Linked DNA regions of Homo sapiens: region 2 is linked to region 1. The links are chromatin contacts, found by Hi-C or POLR2A ChIA-PET in ENCODE. All regions are on one chromosome and are shown on one strand. The core of a region is the stretch at or near the end of the contact, and the rest is flanking DNA. Distances in the headings are between cores, read along the strand shown. Region 1 has its middle 330 kb from the start of LINC00474. Region 2 overlaps ASTN2 (astrotactin 2).

Region 1 (3,362 bases), core at 489-2,988:
GTGGAGGTCCAATTTAATGCACTGTAATTTAATTTAGCAATTAATTATTGATCATGTACTCTTTGCCAAAAACTAGAGTAGACTCTGGAGTTACAAAGATTTCTAAGATTCAGTTCTTTTCCCAAAGGCTATTCAGCTCCCTGAGAGAAGCAGGTAAGGAGAAAGGCAGCTGTAATACATTGAGATTATTTCAATAGCAGAAGCATCTACAAGACAAACAGGAGGTATGAGGCAAATAAAGAATAAAAAGGCCAATTACAGCTCAGATTTCGTTGAATTTGCTTTGCCTTAGACCCTAAAATAGTAAAGTTGTGACATGAAGATTTCAACTTTGATAAGATTTCATAAGACAAAGTTGGAAGATCCCAAGATTATTGTGTATGTATGTTGGGGGTCAGAGGGAAGAGGGGATGCTGCATGAGTGAAAAACTTAAACTAGATGTTCTTTTAAAGGAAATGCAGTTGGCATGAACACAGTTTCTAAACTAATGTATACCAAGGTATAGATTCACTGCAATTAAAAGTAGGTCATTTGAGACAATCCCATGGCGTCACATATAGGAATATTTCTTGTCCTTCCTGGCTTGATTTCCTTAAATGGAAAAGGGGTGGTTAGATGAGATAATCACAATAATCCCTTCCAGCTTTGGTGTTCTGTAGCTACATGGAACACAGACAGTGTCTTCTCTGTTGCCTCCCACAACATTTATTGCTGGGTTGGGCACTAGAATGGAAGACAGGAGGGAGGAAACAAGAAAAGTGGGGAGAGAGGGTTGTTTTCTCCCTCCAGGGACTCTGAATTTTGAAGTAAGGTGAAATTCAGAGGTATTCAGAAAAGAAGTAGCAGGATATGAGTTGTCATTATAAGTGTATTCCTTAGATGTAATAAAGGTTTTTATCTTGTGTAGTGACATTAGCCAGATACTTGTAATCAGAAAGCTTGGGTTCAAGTTCTGGCACTGTAATTAAATAGTTTGTAGATCCTTAGGAATCTACTTACTCCCTTGAGCCTTAATTTCTCCTCTGTAAAATGGAGTAAATAACACTGACTGTTAATTTAGATATATTAAATATTTGAGAGAGACATGCTTTGTAAACCACAAAAGGCTATATAGAGGTTGGTTATTATTGTTGTTATAAAGGGGTGTGATACTTTTCCAAAATGATGATTTTATAGACATTTGTGACAGGCAATAAGAGAAAGAAGTGGAAATCAGAGAGTAATCAGATCTACTAGAATACCCTGTTCTATCCTCACATGAGCTGTGAGCCGAGTCTGTATTCTGCGTCTCCTTTCACAGAGCAGTAAGCAGAAGCTATGGAGAGCTGGTGGGCTCTCACAAGCCCATTGAGCTATACACTCAGAGAAAAAGCCGCTAATAATTTCCATCTCACCCTGGAGCAGATACACACACAGTGTTGAGATTGCTCATGGCCATAGAAGAGCCTCAGCTGGTAAATTTATAGAAGGCTGGTCTGCATTTTTAAGCAAGATAACTAAGCCTCCAGAGTTCACCCTGAATTTAAAAAAAAAAATCTTTACAAGTATATGATTCTTACAAGCTGAGATTTATGTAGAGATTTTGGTTTGTTGATGTATAAAGTAAATTTTTAATTCACCGGGTAGATGCCAAAGCAAACCAAAGTTAGTATATCAGCACCATCTAGTGGGTGATTTCAGTCAATGCACACACTAGAGGAGAAAACGGTAGGCAAAGAAAGTGTGTACCCCCCAAAGCTTTGGGAAGGCTGCGGAGGAAATAGCACTTATCAGAGAGAACCTTAGGCTGGTCATGGGGGCCCACACCTGTAATTTCAGGGCTATGGAAGGCTAGTGCAGGAGGATAGCTCGAGGCCATGAATTTGATACCAGCCTGGGCAACATGGCAAGACTCCAGTCTCTACAAAAAATAAAAAATTAGCCATGTATGGTGGCATGTACCTGCATTGTAGCAGCTATTCTAGAGGCTAAGGCAAGAGGACCATTAGAGCCCAGGAATTCAAGGCTGTAGTGAGCTGTGATTGCGATACTTCACATTAGCTAAGGTGACAGAGTGAGACCCTATCTCAAAAACAAACAAACAAACAAAGGAAAGCAAAGGAAACCTTAGCCAGGAGCTCTAGTAGTCAGCATGGGTCAACAGGTCTTCTACTTCAGTTAAGGCATGATGAAACAATTAGACCACAGAAACAGTCCAGACACTGTCTAGTTTTAAATCTCTCAGTTTCTTGGCCTGTGAAATGGGGATAATAATTCCTGCTTTAGAGGGTTGATGATGAGATTATATTATAGTATTAATCAGGATGAATTTAGAAAAGTACCTTATGTGGAAAATAATAATCCTTGGTAGCTACTGACTTGATGCCTATCATCTGTCTCCTTTGGATATCAAGCAGCCATTAATACTTTAGGTTTCCAAATAAGAAACTGAGGTTGAATATGGGTCAGTGACAAGTCCAAGGTCACACAGCCAGTAGATGGCAGAGCTGGAATTAGACCACCAGTGTGATATGCCCCAAAGCACTAGTTGACTCCACTGTACCAGGTATTAGATGCACAAAGTTTGCTCTTTTTCTTCACCCTTCATTTTGTTTCTTAAGATGAACATTTGAATGCTACAATGTACCTAGCTTTGTGCATGCACACAAATAAGTATCATCAGATTCTTTGTACAGATGTAGAAGCTGAAACTCAGAAACACTAAATAATCTAACAAAAATTAACAATTACTGAGAGATCTGAGATTTGGGCTCTGACTTTCTGATTATTGCTATAGACTATTGCTTTAATCCATCCTCTACTGACTCATTTGCTCATCATTCATCTCTAATTATGAAGTATGTTTCTGTTTCTGTTTACATCCCAAGAGTTGCTGGTTTATTTAAATGGACATCTGCATTTATTAAGGTCCCTGGCTCATCTAATTGCGATCTGTTTTTCTGCCCATAGAGGAATGGAGGGTTATCTTTGGTGTATAAGATTGTTTCTCAGACTCCCATCAGCTCAAGAAGAGCGATGTGTCCCATGAGGGCAGAGGACAAGCTGGCTGAATGGAGAGAATGTCATCTCTGAGCCTAAGGAGGGGTTACCGCTCCAGTTAGTCTTAAAAGAGGTGACGGAAGAGCCTTATAAAAAGAATTACTGGGAGAGTTTCACAAAAATAAATAAAGGCCACTCATGTTTCCCAAGGCTATACTTTGTGTCTATAAAGACCCAGGGACACAGAGCCCAAATGTGGTTTGTTTGTTTGTTTATTATTTATTTATTAGATACAGGTTCTTGCTCTGTTGCCCAGACTAGAGTGCAGTGGCACAATCATAGCTCACTGCAACCTTTAACTTCTGGGTTCAAGCGATCCTCC
Region 2 (3,363 bases), core at 54-2,553, 960 kb before region 1:
ATGACAACAGCAAAGTAACTGTTTTTTAAAGCTGGCACTATGTTCCAGATACTCCTCCTGTATTATTGCTAGTAATACTTAAAACTATAATACAGGGTAAAATTGACAGGTTTATATTGCAGATGAAGATACTGTGCTTTGAAGCAGACAGATAGCAGGTGGTGGAAGCTAGATTGAAACCCAGATCTGTCACAGTTCACAGTTTATGCCCAGAGACGTTATATGGATGTAAATCTGGTCACGTAGAACTTCCAATTTTGTGGTCTGAGATAAAAGAGTCAGAGTGCTAAGTATTACAGGGGACAGACTGAACACTTGATGTGGAGTTGTAGAAGAGAGAGAATGATTTTGACTGTAGTGATAAGAGAAAGCCATTTGGAAAGATGGAATTAAAGCAGGGACATTTCATGTGGGATTTTTGTGTGTTTGTGGGATTTGAAAGATGCCTGTGGGTTCCATTGCGTAGGAGAGTGAGCACATCATAAGCAAAGGTGAGGAGTAGTAAATGTCTTAAGGTTGGTAATTGTGGTTTTTGCCATTACTTTTAATAAATGGCTTTATGGGTAGTGTAGAAAGCATGGAGGGGAACCATGAGTAGAGAGATATTACAGGGCCAGACTTGGGAGGCCTCAGATGCCATGTGAGGCAGGGTATCTGTGGGGAAGGGCACTCCAGTGGAAATGGGCATCAAACAAAGGCCTGGAGGCAGGAAAGGGCTGGCCGCTTTGGGAGTCATCTTGCTGTTCAGCATGTTGGGAGTACAGGGTCTGCTGCCCCATTTGTTTCCTACACCTAACCAGAATCGTTTCATAAAGGTTGCAGGGCCCTCTGGGCTGGGATCACCTTGCAAAAGAGCATCTATCCTGCCTCCTGCCTGGATTGAGCAAGAGGCTGGAAACAGGGTGAGGAAGTAGCAGCTGTGAGTCAGACCGTCCCCACGCAGGCTCCAGCCCTGGGCCTGGGGCCCCAGCTGGGATCAGAGCTCTTGCCCGGGTTGCAATTGCCAAATACGAACTGTACAGCCAAGTGTGGCTCAGAGCTGCCCTGACTCACAGGGTACTATCCGAGTTGCTCGTGCCTCAGTTGTGGCTTTTATTTCTTTTTGTCCCTCTACGTTTTACCCCTTTCTCTTCCCTGACCTCCCATTCCTTTCTTTTACTTCCTTCTGTTTTTTTTTTTTCATTTTTTATTTGCCCTTTTTTGCATTTCCTTCTTTCTTTATTTTCAGCTTCCTCCTCCTCCTCCTCTGATCTTTTTATTACTGACATTTTTGTGGTTTGCTTCAGATGACACAGGTTCTAGACCAGGCCACCAGCCGCTCATTATGTGGTTTTAAACTCATCCCTTAGTTTGGGGCCCCAATTTTCCCATCTGTCCAATGAGACAACTTAATTTGATGATACTTTAAAGACCAAAACCCATCAGAATTTCTCCTTCTAGAAGTCTCTGTTTCTTACTCCTTTATCTCTTTGATAGAATCCTTAAATGCAAAAGCTTACAGGGATCTCAGCATTTATTTAGGGTCATGGATCTAGACCCTGGTTGCCTACAGGAATCACCTATTGAGCTTCTGAAAAGTACTGCTGCCCAGACCCCTATACCAAGCCAGTTCAATGGTAATTTATGGGGATGGGGCACAGGTGTTCATTTTTAAAACCTTCCCCAGGCCGGGCACAGTGGCTAACACCTATAATCCCAGCACTTTGGGAGGCTGAGGCCGGTGGATCACCTGAGGTCAGGAGTTCGAGACCAACCTGGCCAACATGGTGAAACCCCATATCTACTAAAAGTACCAAAAATTAGCCGAGCATAGTGGGGGGCACCTGTAATCCCAGATACTCAGGAGGCTGAGACAGGAGAATCACTTGAACCCAGGAGGCAGAGGTTGCAATGAGCTGAGATCACGCCATGGCACTCCAGCCTGGGCAACAAGAGTGAAACTCAGTCTCAAAAAATCAAAACAACAACAACAAAACCCTCCCCCAGGTCATTCTCATATGCAGCCAGGGTAAAGAATTACTGACATAGAAGCAGCTGCCGTTTAGTAAAGGTAGAGAGACAGAGGCACTGAGGCCTGGAGCTGGTCAGGGTCATGTCCAGAGTCATGCTGTGAGTCAGTACAGACAGAACCAGAACCAAGCCTCCTGCCATCTCTGTCCCCTTGGCCTCGACTTTGAATCACCTTAAGCAAATGCCACGGCCTCTGATGGAGCCAGGCAGGAGGGCAGCCTCCTGACTGCCAGAGCCTGGCTTAGAGGCAAGGCCCAGACACAGCCCCATTAAGCCAGGCAGTGCCTTACGGGAATCGCTCCTGGCTCCGGCTTAGAAAACAGAGTGCTTTGGTTTTCTTTGGCTGCATCCTGGGGTGGGGGAGCTAAGAGGAGAGCACCTGAGGACGCAGGTTTGCTGCTTTTCTCCTAGGCAAAGTGGGGCTGCCAGAGGCAAGGAGTGGAGACAGGTGGGCAGGGTGTGTGGGGGTGAGTTGGGAGTGTATGCCTCCCGCAGCTGCTGCCTCAGACAGCCTGCCTGAGAATGCACCCCACGCAGAGGCTGATGCCTGGAGGGGAGGGAATGGGACACAGAACCTCAGCTTGGGGGGCAGCTCAGGTAAACCGGGCGCCTTGACCTGCCTGCAAATAGACCCTCTCAGGTGTATGTGAGCTCCAAGCCCTCCTCTCAGACACTGGTTATAGTGGAAAGAGACCTTGGTTGGGATCTTAGTTATAGCTGCTGTTTATTGAGAGATCTCCACCTACCAGGCACTGCGATAAGTTCTTTAACTTTCTGTATAACTGATACAGGTTCTTCACAGCTCTCTGGGGTAAAAATGATTGGTTTGCCCACTTCACAGATAAGGAAGTAGGATTGGAAAGATGAAGTCCACCACCGCAGGTACATAGCCCTGAAGGCACAGAGGAGATCAGAATCAAACTCAATTCAGCCTGATTCCAAAGTTCAGCCTCTTAGCCATTACACAACACTGTTTTTGTATGAATCAGCAGACCTGAGTTTGACTCTCCACTACTTTTATGTCAGGCCATGTGACTTTAGACAGTTTAATTGATCTCTCTGGACCTCAGTTTCCTCCTCTGTAAATTGATGCTTGTCTTGCCAATTTCACATGACTGGTGTGGGTATCAAATAAAAGTTGGACACGAAACAGGTTAGTAAACAACAGAGGGATATACAAATCTAAGAGATTATTGCTGTTATCACCAAACACAGCTGCATCCACACATGGGGAACCACCATCCCATATACATCTGTCCACCCTTGTGACCTTGGTCTTCTCTGGAAACCTCTTTGGTTCTTAAGTACTCAGGTGGAGGAGTGGAAGGGGAGGGAGAAAAAAATAAGAACCTG

Evidence for each region. A loop is a pair of places that touch in the nucleus more often than their neighbours do. ChIA-PET counts read pairs that join two places held with the same protein, here RNA polymerase II (POLR2A). Pooled maps may share reads with other maps.
Region 2: a pooled map shows a loop between it and region 1 (2.7-fold over the local background). The contact joins two enhancer-like sites. A Hi-C loop is called at or near these places in 1 of 50 pooled maps. POLR2A ChIA-PET finds 5 or more read pairs at or near these places in 2 of 52 experiments (A549 and MCF 10A).

Annotation. Positions count from the first base shown.
Region 1 is chr9:115,592,036-115,595,397 of GRCh38, reverse strand. No RefSeq gene overlaps it. Among named protein-coding and RNA genes, the nearest start is that of LINC00474, 330 kb to the left of the region's middle. Within about 2 kb of position 1,738, at least 2 of the 41 ENCODE cell types and tissues checked have a DNase peak (open chromatin) inside an H3K27ac peak, as active enhancers do.
Region 2 is chr9:116,547,076-116,550,438 of GRCh38, reverse strand. All of the region lies in intron 19 of ASTN2 (astrotactin 2), which reads left to right. It overlaps ASTN2-AS1 (ASTN2 antisense RNA 1), which reads right to left. Exons shown (of 12, transcript NR_033973.1): 7 at 3,005-3,125; 8 at 2,757-2,902. Among named protein-coding and RNA genes, the nearest start is that of ASTN2-AS1, 44 kb to the right of the region's middle. RefSeq lists enhancers at 2,535-2,704, 2,815-3,109. Within about 2 kb of position 1,303, at least 13 of the 41 ENCODE cell types and tissues checked have a DNase peak (open chromatin) inside an H3K27ac peak, as active enhancers do.